2 separate regions of the Homo sapiens genome follow, and region 1 is linked to region 2. A link is an interaction called in ENCODE POLR2A ChIA-PET data of the cell type or tissue named here. Cell type or tissue: MCF 10A. All regions are shown on one strand.

Evidence for each region. ChIA-PET counts read pairs that join two places held together with the same protein. Peaks named below come from ENCODE experiments on the same cell type or tissue, not always from the same donor. Only the 100,000 strongest peaks of a DNase experiment are listed, where the experiment ranks them.
Region 1: POLR2A ChIA-PET joins it to region 2 with 5 read pairs; 2 of 35 experiments call an interaction of 5 or more read pairs at or near these places.

Annotation. Positions count from the first base shown.
Region 1 is chr7:42,690,768-42,698,767 of GRCh38, forward strand. All of the region lies in intron 1 of LINC01448 (long intergenic non-protein coding RNA 1448), which reads right to left. Among named protein-coding and RNA genes, the nearest start is that of LINC01448, 12 kb to the right of the region's middle. In MCF 10A, a CTCF peak has its summit at 471 (motif pointing left); a DNase peak (open chromatin) is centred at 454.
Region 2 is chr7:42,158,361-42,166,360 of GRCh38, forward strand. The region is part of intron 2 of GLI3 (GLI family zinc finger 3); the gene reads right to left. Among named protein-coding and RNA genes, the nearest start is that of GLI3, 75 kb to the right of the region's middle. In MCF 10A, no CTCF peak of the experiment used is centred here; a DNase peak (open chromatin) is centred at 3,551.

The sequences.
Region 1 (8,000 bases), 530 kb after region 2:
ATATTAGGGTGATTTTGCCTTATTTTATTGCTCCCAATTCCTAGTTTTCAGTCTCGAAGTCACCCTGAGGTGGCCCACTTTCCTTCCTGCAGGCATGGTCTGCCTAGCTGCAGTCACAACGTCTGCAGAAAAGTCAGTTTTCATCAGAGACTGCTGGTCTCACCAGCAGAAGTAGAGGGAATCCCGGTCCTCACCCAGTCTCATTCCCAAACCTCTTGTGAGTGACCAGAAGGACTGGGGCTTACCAGCTCCCTGCTTTTTGCATCAGGAAGGCACCAAACTCCAAGTCCAGAGTAGACTCTGCCTTACAATCCAGGAGATATACCCAGAGAGAGGTTGCCATACCCACGGGGGTACTATACATACCATTACACATCAGCTGGAATGGACACAAGGAACTTAGTGCGGTTTTCTTCTCTGTTTTTGCCTTCCTGGTGTCCTCTCCTTTACCATATGGTGTGATCACCCTCTAGGGGTCAAATGCCTCTTCGCATCCACACGAACATTCAGACTCACTTCAAGCCAAGGAAAATCTCTAATGCTGTAGATGTTTACCTCTTCAGCCCTCTCACAGAGGGCAAAGAGGAAGCCTGTGGGAGGGCCACAGAGCAACACAGTGGCTGCTGGAAATATTTTCCTGACTCAAAAGAAGGCAACTTAACGAGTGCAGGAGTAACCCAAGCGCTCGCCTACTTTCCCGGACCCACTCCTGCTGTCCAGAGTCACTTTCAAATACACCTGGGGAAATGGGCTTTGTCATAGTCTCACCCTGCTCTCTGCTTCTACATCTGATAACCTCCTTCCTATTGCTCTTACTCCTTCCTTCATTCCTCACAAAGTTCAATACAAGAGAATAGGATGTAAGGTTTTTGGGGTAGCTGAGAGGAACTATAGCACCAGACAGGAAATAATTCCAAGTTCACTTCTGGGCATTACTAAAGAAAGAACCCAGGGGCCATCTGACACCATAGTGGAGTTCTTTCCTGGCCTGCCCTTCCCATCTCCCAGGATTTTCTCCTCTTCAAGAGATTCTCCTTCATACTGCAAATTGCCAAATTCTTATTATTCTCTTTTCCTATTTAAGGCCTACCCAAGTGGCCTTATTTTTGTAATTATCTTAAGGTATCTTCCTCACTAAAAGATGATTTTGCCTTCTTCCTAAGAAGATAGGTTCAAAGTAGCACCAGGCTTTTGAAATTCTTTCTCCCCATTCTGCCTTTCATATATGTCTGTGTGTGCATATGTGCACATATGTGTGTAAGTACATATATGTGTGTGTTGTTTTGTGTATGTACATGTATGAGCATGTGACTGTATGTGTGTATTTTGTATACATTTATGTATATGTGTGTATGTGTGTGTTGTGTGCATATTTGCATGTGTGTGCATGTGTATGTTATAGTCACCCAAACATGGTTTACTTTATCCTTGCTTTTGGAGAGGAAGTAATTCTAGTCAAATGAGTCCAAATTACTATTTTTAAATTTTATTTAACCATTTTAGTAACAAACAATGTCTTGTTAGTGTGTACACAATTTTCACATTGGCATGGAACTTTGTCATTTGCTGATTATTGGACTTTTTCCCAAACACTTGTTTTGACTTACACAACTCCCCGAAGAAAATAGCTCCCAGTAGCAGTTTGCTTCCCTGAGGACCTAAAACTGGGCTCTGAATCTTTGACAGCAACTCACAATGTGGTTCTCAGAGATACAGAAGATCAGATGACTTCTTTAAGCTTTTCTCCCAAAGTGTGCACCACGAAGAGGTGGATCCAGTCCCCACTGACCGAGGCCACCCCACATGGAGCCCTCCTTGATGCTGAGTTAGAATGGTCTTCGCTTCACTCTCTTGTACGCAGGAAGCAGCTACAGTAGCGCCATGTCTTTGTTCCCTCCAGAAGCCGATTAACCCTTTGGGTAAAATATAAATTTTCTGACCTAGCTGCAGTTTCTTATTTCCTAGTCTCCCCTTCAGCACCAGACATAGGAAGCATGAAAGCTTAGCATCAGCGTGGAAAATATGACTCAAATGCAACACTTGCTCATTCCAGACGGCAACATGTTCCCTAAATGTAAAGCAAACTGTAACAGGAAACCTGATTTTCATTACAAGAGAGGAGTCTGTGTGTAGCTAAAAAGAATCTGACCAGAAAGGAATCAGTCAGTAATTCTACAGGCTCAAGAACCAAATGATCCTGTAGCAAAGAAGAAATGTGAATCAGAGAGAGAACTAAGCCCTGGCATTCATGTGTCAAGGCTCCCGATGGTGCTGAAATCTCAGAACATTTATTATCTTCCTTATGTCAGCGCTTCCTCTCAGTGCCGGCTCCTTGCCCCGTTTGCTCACTGCATACACCTGGAAGGCAGGTGAGCTTTGTCCGTGGTCCTCTCAGCTCAGTTTTTAGTCTCTTCTTTCCCCAGCCTTCTCTGCTCAAGAGACCATAACCATGGTGCCCCAGTGGTCTCCAGCAAGGTGTGCGTTTTCCCAGTGACTGGCATCAAGTGCAACAGGCGTCAAGTAGTTGGGGGATGCTGGAATGAATGGATCTCCTTCCTCGTCTGACTCACAAGAGAGCTACTCTCTTGCCTTCACCTATGTAGCCCAGCTCTCAACCCAATGAACAAATCTACACAGAGATGTTCATCAATAAAGAGCAGCTTAATGAGTTACCAGCTCAACCATAATCACAGAAGCAATGCCTTCACTCAATAAAGGAAACTGTAATTGTGACAGCAAGAGACACAAACTCCCCAGAAATAAAACGTAACAGGACCATTCCTATTTACTTCTAATGGATAGTCCTGATCTATCGCATAGAACATTTCCCTTCCAAATTTTAAATAATTAGTGAATAATAAACTCTGACATAATTTTGAGATAAAAAAACACACAATCACAATCCACTGGAAGATCTGGCTCCTTTCTCTAAATTTTGAGCTGGGTGGCTTTATTACATTTTTGTGTAAGAGTCCATCCTGAGTTCTATTCAGCCAGGATCCCTGTGCTGATCCATGGTGGTTTAGAGTCAGTCTGCCCCTTCCCTCCCAGCCCAACTCCCTGGAGTGACTGAAACTGAGAATTAGGCTTCCAAACTTCCTCACAGCTCCACAGATGTGGACTGAGTAAGAGGTTGTCCTGGGACCGCACTCAAAGTTTTGGAGCGGATCTGGCCTCAGGCCCCAGCCTGGGTTCGCACACTCCTCAGATGTCCCTGCATGCGTAGCCTAGGAGTCACAGCCAGGAGCTTCAGCCTCCAGGTGTGATTCCCGGGGAACCACAGAATCTTGGCTAACTGCCTCTAGTTGGCCTCCAAGCTTCAAGCATGCCCCACTTCAACCTAGAACACTCTTCTCTAGCCTCCTCAGAAGACCAACTGACTCCTATTTATTTATCCTCCCATTTCCAGTGTGTCCTCTGGACTTATCATGATCTGCGATGCCTGATAAATTCCTTTATATGGCATTCATCGCATTTGTAACAATTTGCCTAGAGCCTATGTCCCCTGTAAAACTATATTACCATGAGGAGCTAGCTCAGAACCAGACTTTGGTAAGATACTTGCAAATACCTGTTGAATTAATGATAGAACTCACCCAACCACCATACCTAAAGTGAAAGGTGACTATGTCCTTTCAGGCTTTATCTGAATCATGGTGATTGCATTAAACTTGAATAGAAAAATTATAACTTGGGAAAGTGACCAAAGAAGAAGGGGAAAACCTAGTTACAATATACCCAAGAAACATTATAAAATACTGGGACAAACACAGGCTCTGAAGGCATGTCACTATGGGTCAAGGTCCAAACCTGTCTCACATGAGCTATGTGAGTCTAGTAAAATCATGTAAACTTGTTGTGCTGCATTTTCATTTGTAAAATGAGGATAAGACTACTACGGAACTGATGGAACCACCATGAAAATTATGTAAAGTAACACACACACATAGAACACAATTAAGAAATAGCATATTGTCCTCATCATTCAAAGCAGGGTCACTACCTTCATCAAAGACACTGCTCTGACAGTGAGGCCAGATCCCCACCATCACCATAGTGGGCCATCTCCTCTCCTAACCTCCCCTCTCATATTTCACAGGCTGGGAGCAAGACCAATTTTGGGGAAAATGCTGTATTATGAAGTGATATAAGGTGCTAAAATGTTTAGAAAAGTTTTTGGTCACACATTATACATGTTCTCCACCTAATTCAAGTTTGGTAAACTTTGCCATAACACTCTTGGCCATGTATAAGAATTAAAAAAAAAAAAAGTCAGTAATGATTAAACTCAAACCAGAACTGGACTCACTGGTTTGCCTTGCCAGGTCCCTTCATTGAGGAAGATGCCTGTAACAAACTGTAGAGCCAGGATAGCAAAGTCCTAGGATTCAGCACTCGGGCTTAGTACCAGGACCCAATCCGAATTCTGCAAACAGCGTCATGATATTCCCTGGGATGAATAAGGACCCCAGGGCTCTGCCTCTGTCAATTGAACTGAAAAGAAAGTTCTAGGGAAGAATGAGCTGTCATGAATCTAAGCAGCCATTGGCTCTTGGCACTTGTGCTGGAAACAGAAGTTGGCTCTAAGTCAAAGCTATAAAAGGGGTTGTGTGTGGAATACGTGTAGCTAAGCAGCTGCTGACATTGCAGAGTTCTACATAAAATCCCCAGGTCGGTTTCAGACATTACAACTAGGAGATCTCTTTATAGCCTTCACCGGCAATTTCAGTCAGGTTTCCTTAGGGGAATAGAAGATGCCAGGTTGAAACAGCTACATGTTCCAAGCCTGCAAGTCCTCATGTCCTTCATTCCATATTTCTCCCAAATAAAAAGATGTGAGTGTGGTAGGGCACAGAGAGAGAAGCAGGACAAACCCCAAGCCTGCTTAGATGGAGGAGAGAGGATTGAAAGTTGGAGCAGGACACTGGAATTAAATATAATGGTGAGTGACATGGCCTGGAGTTAGTGAATTATTTGGACAAAGCATTTGTTATTTTAACAAATCAGAGAAAGGCCGGGCGCAGTGGCTCATGCCTTTAATCCCAGCACTTTGGGAGGCCCAGGCAGGTGGATCTCTGAAGGCCAGGAGTTCAAGACCAGCCTGGCCAATATAGCAAAACCCTGTCTCTACTGAAAATACAAAAATTAGCCTGGCATGGTGGTGCACACCTGTAATCCCAACTACTTGGGAGGCTGAGGCAGGAGAATCACTTGAACCTGGGAGGCAGAGTTTGCAGTGAGTGGAGATTGTGCCATTGCACTCGAGCCTGGGCAACAGAATGAGCCTCCATCAAAAAAAAAAAAAAAAAAATCAGAGACAGCATAGTAATTTTCCAGCTAACCTACTTTTGATCAGTTTAAAGAGGTGGAGGTATCATGAATCTCAACAATCTTCCTCAGCCAACCTTTTGCACCTCTCCCATCGTGCCTTTCACTAAAGCTGCTGTGCTAGCATTGTGTCTCCTTTCTACTTCCCTGCCAGAGAAGTTCGTGAGTAGTAAAAATGACTTAAGGGCATGTAGCAGAAGGGAGGCGAAGGGAGGAGGAGGAGGAACCAAGGCCCTAGATAATCTTTAAATTGTATGATCGAGTTCCAGAAATTTGACTTCATCTGTGTTAAGGAGTTTTTAATAAAATAAATCTTATAATCAAAGAATGTTAGAGCTGGAAGAGACCTTTATAGAGATCCTTAGAACCCTATCTATTTAAGGGTATAGATAAGGCCACATTTATCCCAGAATAAAGGACTGATAAGAATGTTTCAGAAAATAAATTTTGGAGGTTGGATAGTCATTTATGCAACTGACAAGATGCTCAGTATGTTTGCAGCAAGGAATGAAGAGGCATTAGGTTCAAGAAAGAGAAAGTAATGTTTTGAAGAATTACTGAAAGGCAATGCAGGAACAAGACTAGATAATGTTCAGAGTTGGTCTTTGTCACTAGAGGAGAGTAACATTTATTGGAAGCCTACTATGCGGCATGTGTTTTCCCATGCCCTATCTCCTTTAATCCCCATCATAGACCCTTCTGATCATATGCTAGTGGCACCTGCCAAGACTGCAGAGAGTGAGAGGGTACCAGGGAAGACTATGGAATAAGCAGGGCCCATATTGGCTCTTGAATGAGGAGCAGTGAGCTCAGCAACATGGCAGGGAAGAAGAGATGTGCTCTTGAGGCCAAGACAGCAGGGTGAGTTAAGTCTCTGAAACCAGAGGGAGCATGGCATGGGGAAGGTCTGGTGGGAGCTTTGAGAGGGAGAAAATGAATGCATTGAGGAGCAGGCAGGAGCCAGACTGAAAAGGGTGAAGTAAGTCATGCAAGGATGTGTCACCTTCAACTTGAAGGACACGGGAATAGCTGAAATAATTCAAGGAGGAAGGATGAGAAGAGAAATGATCATTTTTATCTCTAGAAAAATTGTTCCTGCTCTAGTTGGAAAGACTACAAGATTGGAGTCAGAGAGATCAGAGAAGAGGTTTCCAGGAGGGAAATGATAAAGTAAGTGAAGAATTTGCTTTCCTCTGTTCACTCTAGAACATTTCCAAAGTGTGGGTGACAGGCCTTGTGATAGTAAGAAAGAGGTTAAATATTTTGAACAGTATGCGGAAGAAACAGGAGAAAGATTGCAGAGTTTGTAGAAGAAAAAGAATAATTTCTGCAAGAAAGGGAGAGACTATAGATTAAGGTAGGTCTAAGAGGAGCCATCACTGCTTCAGCCCACAGCTGCTGTTCCCAGGAGGGGCTGCAGGATGACACGTCACAAGCAAAGAGCCACAAGACAGAGCTTGGAAAGGTCCATTGTTTTTGTCATTTTTACTCTGGCCAATCATATCTAAAAGACCATTATACAGGCAGTTATCTGAACAAACAGGAGCCTTTTATTAGCAGTTGGGAAACTTAACAAGAAAAGTAGAGGCAGATTTAATTCCCAAGGACTTCAGTTGGGCAATCAGAAATTCAACTGTGATGAGATAAAGTATTTAATCAATTGTCTTTCTGGTTCAGAATAGGAAACTGGGTCTTAGAGTGAGCAAGTGACTGGCTCGATGGCATCTATATAGTGAGTGGTGGGGTTGGGATTCAAACCCACACTCGTTTTATTTCAAAGTCACTAAACTGTAGTGCCTCCATGACATAAAAACTCTTGTGATAATTTATATACTTTGGCAACATATTATAAAAGTATTTCTAAGAGGACTCCATACACAATTGTTTTAAATGTTGAAGGGCTAGGTCTGTTGAGTTGTTTCATTAGATAGGTGGTTCTGATGTGTTTCCTGGATAGTTCCAAACTGGAGGAGAAATCCTAGATCCACAATAACAATGAAAATAGCATTTCTCTAATTTTAGCTGCCCCACACTCTGTTATTGAGGACTTCCAGCCACTTAGTGAAGCAGCACTTTCAGTTCTAATTGAAGTCTCCTCTTCCCAGTTGGCAGAAACTTGTAGAAGTGACAGATAGCATACAAGCCTCAGAAGTGTACCTTCTCCGAATGCTGATACCTTGTCTTTGGACTGCCTTAGTACCTAGGGTCTTTTCTAAAAGTCTTGCTTTCTTGATGGCTGTCTGTGTCAATGCAAATAGAACCATGGCAGGCCTTCCTCACATTCCCTCCAGAGGTGCCTGGACATTTCAAATTGTGGAACTCAAGCTTCTGCCCTCATGGCATAGGTTAACATTCATCCACAGGCAATGATCAAGGTAGTCAATTACTACATGTGTTTGGTTGTTTTTAATAGACCTATTTATAATCCATAAGGAGATCCAGCTTGATAATATAATCAATTATAATAGATCCTTGGAAGTATATTTGATTATCAGAAAATAGCAAGCATAATTTTTCTATATGGCTCAAACTGACACAAAAGACGGATCCTAGAGAAGTTTGGGGAATTGGTATGGTCACAGGAACATGTGTACAGACGTTCAGGCCTATTTCTTTGGCAGATAGCATTTATCCAGAGGTTTAGTTTTGTTCTAAAGTTAATCTCGCTGCTG
Region 2 (8,000 bases):
GGTAAGTGCCCAGCTTGGCATGACTTTCCTTTGTATTATAAATTACTATTAACCCCTAAAATGTGGCTTCTGTGAGGAGTTTTTGAGAGCATTCATTTGCTTGCCACTGTTCTATCTGTACATGTGAAGACTATTTTTTTTTTTTTGGGATGGACTTTCACTCTTGTTGCCCAGGCTGGAGGTCAAAGGCACAATCTTAGCTCACTACAACCTCTGCCTCCCAGGTTCAAGCCATTCTCCTGCCTCAACCTCCTGAGTAGCATGAGAGAGAGAGAGCCAAGCACTACACCCAGCTAATTTTTGTATTTTTAGTAGAGACAGGATTTCACAATGTTGGCCAGGCTGGTCTTGAACTCCTGACCTCAGGTGATCCACCCGCCTCGGCCTCCCAAAGTGTGGAATTACAGGCGTGATGTGAGCCACCGCGCCCAGCTGAAGACTATTTTCATTGTTAAAATTATTCTGCCTCTTCCTCTAAAGGCCGTCAGGAAGAATACTACAGACTTTAATCAAACGAACTTAACTGTAAACTTTAAGCCAGAGTCATGAATGAAACATGGTTCAGAAACTTCTTCGAATTTCTCATTCTACTTCTGTTGTCGCTGTTGTTACTTTTGTCAAGCTCAGGCCTTGGGCACATTTAGTATCTTGCAGTGTAAATGACACCTCTCATGCTGTGGCTAAATTATCTTCTTGTCACCCTATTTCTCCCCACACCTCCCCATTTCTATAGGGTTTCCAGGTTCTGAATAGCTATTTTGCAAAAAAACAAAACAAACAAACAAAAAAAACACTGTCTTCAGGGGGACTGTGATGAACGCTTAGATGCAAGAAGCAGCCTAAGTATTTGGCTTGTGCTTAACTTAACAATAGCTCCAACAGTTAGAGCCGCACATAGTTTATTGAAAGGGGCATATGTCCAAAAGTTAAAGAAGCATATGGTTTACAGAAAAAGGAAAAAAGACTTGCACTTGGAAGCAGCTTTGCTTGGATTATTTACCAACAAATGAAAGGCCCTTCATGCTGCCCAAGAGTATAATCCCTTCCCACTGGCTGGAAAGGAATGCTAAATGAGTCAATAAAGTCAGAATCATACAACACAGAGACATTCTCCCTTCCCAACTAAAGATGATTATCGAATTATAGCAAATTTAAGAAAGTTTTCTCTTTTTTTAATCAAGAACAAAACCAGACTACTTCTTAAAATGCACTATTAGGAATTGTAACTGTTCCTAAATGTGCCAGATATATTTCCATCCATGCGATATTAAAACTAACAAGCGTCTTTTCAATTTCTTTTAATGATGGGGTATGCAATAAAAATACAGCAGTGCTTCATTTAGCCAAAGGAGCTGGAGCAAAAAAGACCTAAATAAATAAATAATAAACGTGCATGGGCCACTTACCAAAACTAAAATCATTTCATTCAACCTTTTACAGGAGGTGCATGCAGTATTTTGAAAGCAAAAATTCTCATAACACAAACCTCCACTTAAAAATCACTGCCAAGGGCTGGAACCATGGCAGGATGTTATTTCTTTTTCAATTTATTTTTTAATGTTTGGGTATTAATGGCATCAACTGCCATGTAGTATAATAAGGCAGCACAGTGTAATAAAAGGAGTTAGAAAACCTAGCTCCCAGACTTGCTCCTAGCACTTAATCGGTATGTGACCCAGGGTACATTAAAATATATCAGGTTGTCAGCTGCCTCCTCTACCAAAGGCAGATAGTAAAACTTGCCCCTCTTACTTCATAGGGTATTGTGAGGGTTAAACATAATAGCATATGAAAGAGAGCTTTATAAACTGTGGCATTTATGAAAGCTAGGTACTATCACTAACCTGATAATCTGTGTGATAATGCAAAACAGGGTGGCAAGATAATTGAGCCCTGGGCCAGGCATTGGATTTCCAGGCCTTGGATGTCCAGGTTGAATATCCCTTATTCAAAATGCTTGAGACCAGAAGTCTTTCGGATTTGAAATTTTGTCAGATTTTGGAATATTTGCATATACATAATGAGATATCTTGGGGATAGGACCCAAGTCTAAACACAAAATTCATTTATGCTTCACATACACCTCATATCCATAGCCTTGGGGTCACGGCATACAATATTTCTAATAATTTTGTGTATGAAACAAAGTTTTGACAGCAGCCCCTCACATGAGATCAGGTGTAGAGTTTTCTACTTGTGGCATCACGTTGGTGCTCCCAAAGTTTCAGATTTGGAAGCATTTGGGATTCCAGATTTTCAGATCAGGGATGCCCAACCTATACTGCTAGAAATGTCTAATGTTAGGCAAGTCACAGAATTTCTTTGGGCTGCTGCTTCCCCTTATATAAAATGGGACATCTCCTATCAACTTCAGCCAACTTCTCATAGATGTCCTAGGAAAAAGGATGGTGCAGAAGAGAGCTCCGTAACCTCTAAGGCAACAGACCAGTGGACGCCTTCACCAAGCATCAGGATAGACAGCTTAGGAGGGAATAACTGCTGTTTTACAACCAGAAAAAAAGCTCCAAGTTAATAATCTATAATTAAAACTGGTCATCTCTTTTACCCACTTCTTCAACGTATCTCTGGTCAAGCCCCAAATCAACATTTACTAGACAAGTATGCTTAGTTCTTCAAATATCTGTTGAAAACATCAATCCCTTCTACTTGGTTTTCTACAGTGACTTGAGACACTTGAAATTTTCCCGAGGAATACATTTTGTTTCTCCATAAACAATATTTACTAAGAAAAATCAAGCAAATTATTTTAGGGTGATTACTGACAACCTGTATCCTCTGACTGCTTTTGTACAGCCTGTGAGCTCAAATATATCTCAAACTTTTTAATGGATGAAAAATAACCAAAAGAAGAATAATATTTCACAACAGGCAAAAATGATAGGAAATTTAAATTTCAAGGTCCATAAATAATGTTTTGTTGGAACACAGCCAGGCTCATTCATTTTCATGTTGTCTACAGCTGTTTTGGAGCCACAACAGCAGAGTTGAGTAGTGATAGAAACTAAATCGCCTGTTAAAATCTGAAAACATTTACTAGCTGGTCTTTTGCAGAAAAGTCGTGTTGTCCTCTGACCTACCTTGTCTCAGGATATGACAACAACACCCATTAGTAAAACTATGAAACACACCTAGGAAAAATATTCAAAAAATAAGGTAACTATCATCTCCACAGTATTTAATATGAATGCTTTGAAATCTTAAAATAACTATGAGGCAGACAGCAATATCATCCTACAGATGACGGAAATAGGCTTAGAGAAATTAACTTCTCCAAAGTCACAAAGTTAGTAAGTCAGGGATCAAATCAGTCTCCTATGATTCTGAACCTGACAATTATATGACCTAGTGTGGCACATACATTTGTTAATAGGGATGAAAGAGGCATATCCAAGAATAAAGTTTTGAGAGTTCCTCTTCCCACATAATTGGGAAACTCCTTGCTAGAGGCAGAAACAAATGTAGTCAGGATTCTGAGGGAGTGTTTCCACCTCTTGTGTCAAAAATTGGGTAATAGGGTTTAGAGCAGGCTGAGTCAACACAAACAATACAAACCAGCCCAGGTTGGTTCTTCACATTCAATTCATACAGACTCATCCATGTCAAGGGCTCCGTGTGTCCCAGCATGAACCCTGACCTTCTAAGGGGAGTAAAAACAGAATGGCTGCTGCCCTCAAGGCCCACATTACTGATTTTTCTAGATGAGAAACTACCTGAGAAGGGACGCAGAGGCTACAGGGTTAACACAGGGTAAGCAGTAATGTAAACATTAGGTAAAGGCCATGGAGAGGAAAGGCCTCTTCTTCAGGTTTTGACTGTGGGGGGATAGACCAGGCTTACCTTTGTAGAGGAGGTTTGAACAAGAATTGGTTTGGAAAGTCTCTAGTTCAAATTTTCAAAGAGGCTGCGATCTCAACCCAACCCCTCAGGGATAGATTCAACTGAACTTTACAGTCTCAATGACTACTCTGATACTCTAAAATGTTGCACCTTTGGTTTAAGTTGAGAACACATGTAATTTTTTCTGCATTTTTCTTTATTCTTTAATTCACATCTTGTTGACACAAATGGAAATGTACTTTTTTGGCAGAAAAACTTTAAGAGAAATAATAATAGATTTCGCACTGCACTGCTGCCAAGTCATTCAAAGAACTCTTCCATCCTAATCACATTGTCTGGGCCAGTTCTACGAAAGTTCCCAAGAAGAGTTGATGAAAACGGCAAACGAAAGACATAATCAAGGCTGTGTTACTGTGCCTGACAATTCTGTCAATTCTACTGAGTTCCTCTTATCTACTCTACTGCCTGTAGACAAAAATAAAAATCTTAGTATGGACCAGCTAGAAAACGAAACCACCCCTCCTATAAAATGAATGCACCTCAGAGCTCATTCAGCAGAATATTAGCAACCACTGCAACTTCAACCCCTGCTTTGTCACAAAGAAGCAGCTTCTCCTTGGCTCCCAAGTAGCTCGGCCTTACAAAGCTCTCTTGCCTAAAGGAAATTCATTTCTGTTTCCCTTTCTATGCATTACTGTCTCTGAAGTCCTGGGGAGGAGTGGTCCAGGGGAAGGAGGAATAAACACCTTTTTTTTTTTTTTTTTTTTTTTTTTTGTATTTTCAACCTATCTTCAAATCTACACGGCAAACTTGGAATTTCCTGTCAAATAACAACTATCCTCACAAACTAGATATCTTCCATCCAAACACTGATCTTTTGCAATACTGACCTCCTTCTGTAATATTCAGGTCACAGTCTTCCTTGCCAAAGGCCTCATAAATTACTCAGACTCAAACCAAGAGTTATCTATCTCTATACACCTGCCTTTCTTTGCCCCACATTAAACAGTACTCTTCTATCTCACCTCTGCTTGTCACACCCCTCCGGACACTGCCAAAGAATGCTCATCTCCATCAACAACAGGCCTCTGCTCTGTAGCTGCCTCTCTCTGATTTGCCTTTTCCCCAACTGCAGTTGTCTCTACCCTTTCACTCTGAGTCCTTGTTGAATTCAACGCTGCCTCTATCTAATGAACCATCTCTATTTTCTTTTCTTTTTTTTTTTTTGAGACAGAGTTTTACTCTTGTTGCCCAGGCTGGAGTGCAATGGTGCTATCTCGGCTCACTGCAACCTCCATCTCCTGGGTTCAAGCGATTCTCCTGCCTCAGCCTCCCGAGTAGCTGGAATTACAGGCGCCCGCCAGCACACCTGGCTAATTTTTTGTACTTTTAGTAGAGACAAGGTTTTACCATGTTGGTCAGGCTGGTCTTGAACTCCTGGCCTCAGGTGATCCACCCGCCTCAGCCTCCCAAAGTGCTGGGATTACAGGCGTGAACTACCGTGCCTGGCCATGTACCATCTCTATTTTTTACACATCACAACCACTGGGCACATCATAGATCTCATGACCCCAGTGTCTCTCTTTTTGACTTTGTCTGGCTTGCACTTGACCCCTAAAGTTTTCCACAATGTTTCTAAGGATTGTTCTTTGGCCAATTTAATGGCTTCCTTACTGTGCTGATGCTTCAGTCTTCCGGCCACTCTGTTCAAGTAATAATCTTTTGCTTACTTGTCTTTATCAATCTTTGAAATCTGAATGGTTTTAAAATATTACTTTCCAAGCCTATGCAATTTTTTTTTCCTTTTGTAATGGGTCTATCTGGATAGACTTGAAATTCATTGCTAGAAAAACACCAAAATGCATGCAAAAACACAGGTTCTAATTTAATGGCTGAGTAGAAAAAATAATCACTAGGACACATCCTGTCCATACCCCTGCAATATACGGACAAGCTTTGAAAGCTGGTGTTTTAATATAGTTGTATATTCCCGTGTTGAAATCTGTTTAAAGAATCTAAAGACCAGACATGGTGGCTCACACCTGTAATCCCAGCACTTTGGGAGGCTGGAGTGGGCAGACTGCTTGAGCCCAGGAATTCGAGAACAACTGGGCAACATGGTGAAACCCTATCTCTACACAACATGCAAAAATTAGCTGGGCATGGTGGCGCAGGCCTGTAGTCCCAACTTCTTGGGAGGCTGGGGTGGGAAGCTCCTTGAGCCTAAGAGGCAGAGGTTGCAGTAAGCCAAGATCATGCCACTGCACTCTAGCCTGAAAGACAGATAAAGACCTTGTCTAAAAAAAAATAAAAATAAAAATAAAAATAATTGCCGAGCACGGTGGCTCACGCCTGTAATCCCAGCACTTTGGGAGGCCGAGGCAGGCGGATCATGGGGTCAGGAGATCGAGACCATCCTGGCTAACACGGTGAAACCCCATCTCTACTAAAAATACAAACAATTAGCCGGGCGTGGTGGCCTGTGGCTGTAGTCCCAGCTATTCGGGAGGCTGAGGCAGGAGAATGGCATGAACTCAGGAGGTGGAGCTTGCAGTGAGCCGAGATCACGCCACTGCACTCCAGCCTGGGCAACAGAGCGAGACTATGTGTCAAATAAATAAATAAATAAATAAAAATTAAAAAAATCTAAAAGGGGGTTTTGGTTTTTTTTTTTGTAATGAAATCTTTCATTCTAGGAACAGTCTTAACATTGCAAGGGAAAGCAATAATGAAATGATCATAAAGGAAATGAGGCTTTTAAATCACTATTCATGGGCCAGGAGCAGCGACACGTGCCTGTAATTCCAGCACTTTGGGAGGCCAAGGCGGGTGGATCACTTGAGGTCAAGAGTTCTAGACCAGCCTGGCCAACATGGTGAAACCTCATATTTACTAAAAATACAAAAATTAGCCAGGCGTGGAGATTGCAGTGAGCCTGGGCAACAGAGTGAAACTGTGTCCAAAAAAAAAAAAAGAAAAAACAAATCACTATTGAGTAGGGTGCGCTCTCTGGTGGGTTATAGCAGATCTGTTACAAATCTTTGGCATTATAGTGTCCCTGCATCCCTACTATAGAAACCACAGAAACCAGCAAAAGTTCTGGTATAATACTTACCTATCCAATGTGAACTATCTTTCTACATGAAGGTTTTAAGAGTTCAAATAATATGCAAAAACATCAGGGTTTTCATGGGGCTGGGAGGATATTTTTAAAATACCCCCTTAGAAATACATATTCCTGAAGCCCAAGTATGGAAACATTTTTCCACATGGACACTTAAACATCAGAAAAGAAGTAACAAATTAGTTTAATTTCACTGATTGGGTCATGAAGACACAACTGTACCATACAATTTATCATGCCATTAAATCAAATAGACTGCTGGTGCATTTGGGGGTCTCATTCCCTACTTGTTCTGGGTTTAGGCCTTGTCTATAACTAGCTGCTAGTGATATCAAGTCTTGAACTTCTTTTGTACCTGCCTGAGCTGACCACAGAAAGAAACATCTAAAATGCCTCTTAAACGTGGGCAAGTCAATTTTGTAAAGTCACTGAGTATACTAATATTCTAAATAATTCAATCAAAAATGTAGAATCTAGTCTTGCAAACAAAGTTAAAACCATAAAACCATAGATGAAAATCCAAAACATTGGGAAACAGATGCTTGGCAAATCCAAAAATCGCATATATTAAATCTTAATGTCAAGAGTACAAAAGCCAACTTGTCACAGATTAGTGAAAATGGAAGCAAAGTTAAAAGTTACGGTGTTCCGTATGCTCCCCTTCCTAAAAATCTTCTAGAAGCACATGTCACTTCCAGGCTCACAAACCTTGCATGAAGCCCAGGTGTCTGCAAGACCAACTCCAAACTGCCCAGCCTGAATAGAGGCTCTGAGCATGAAGAACCATCCTCAGCCCCTTCTGTCCCATCTTCTGAGCCTGCTCAACTTTCCACCCAATGTCTACCAGAGCATTTCTTACCTTGTTTGGTAATTAGCTATTCACTTGTATGTCTCCATCACTAGACTATAAGATCCTTGAGGGCAGGCGCTGGAATTCAGTACTCTGCTATCTCTTATGTGCACACCATAGGCACTAGTGAAGTATTCTACAGGTGAATAAATAATTGAATGAATGTGG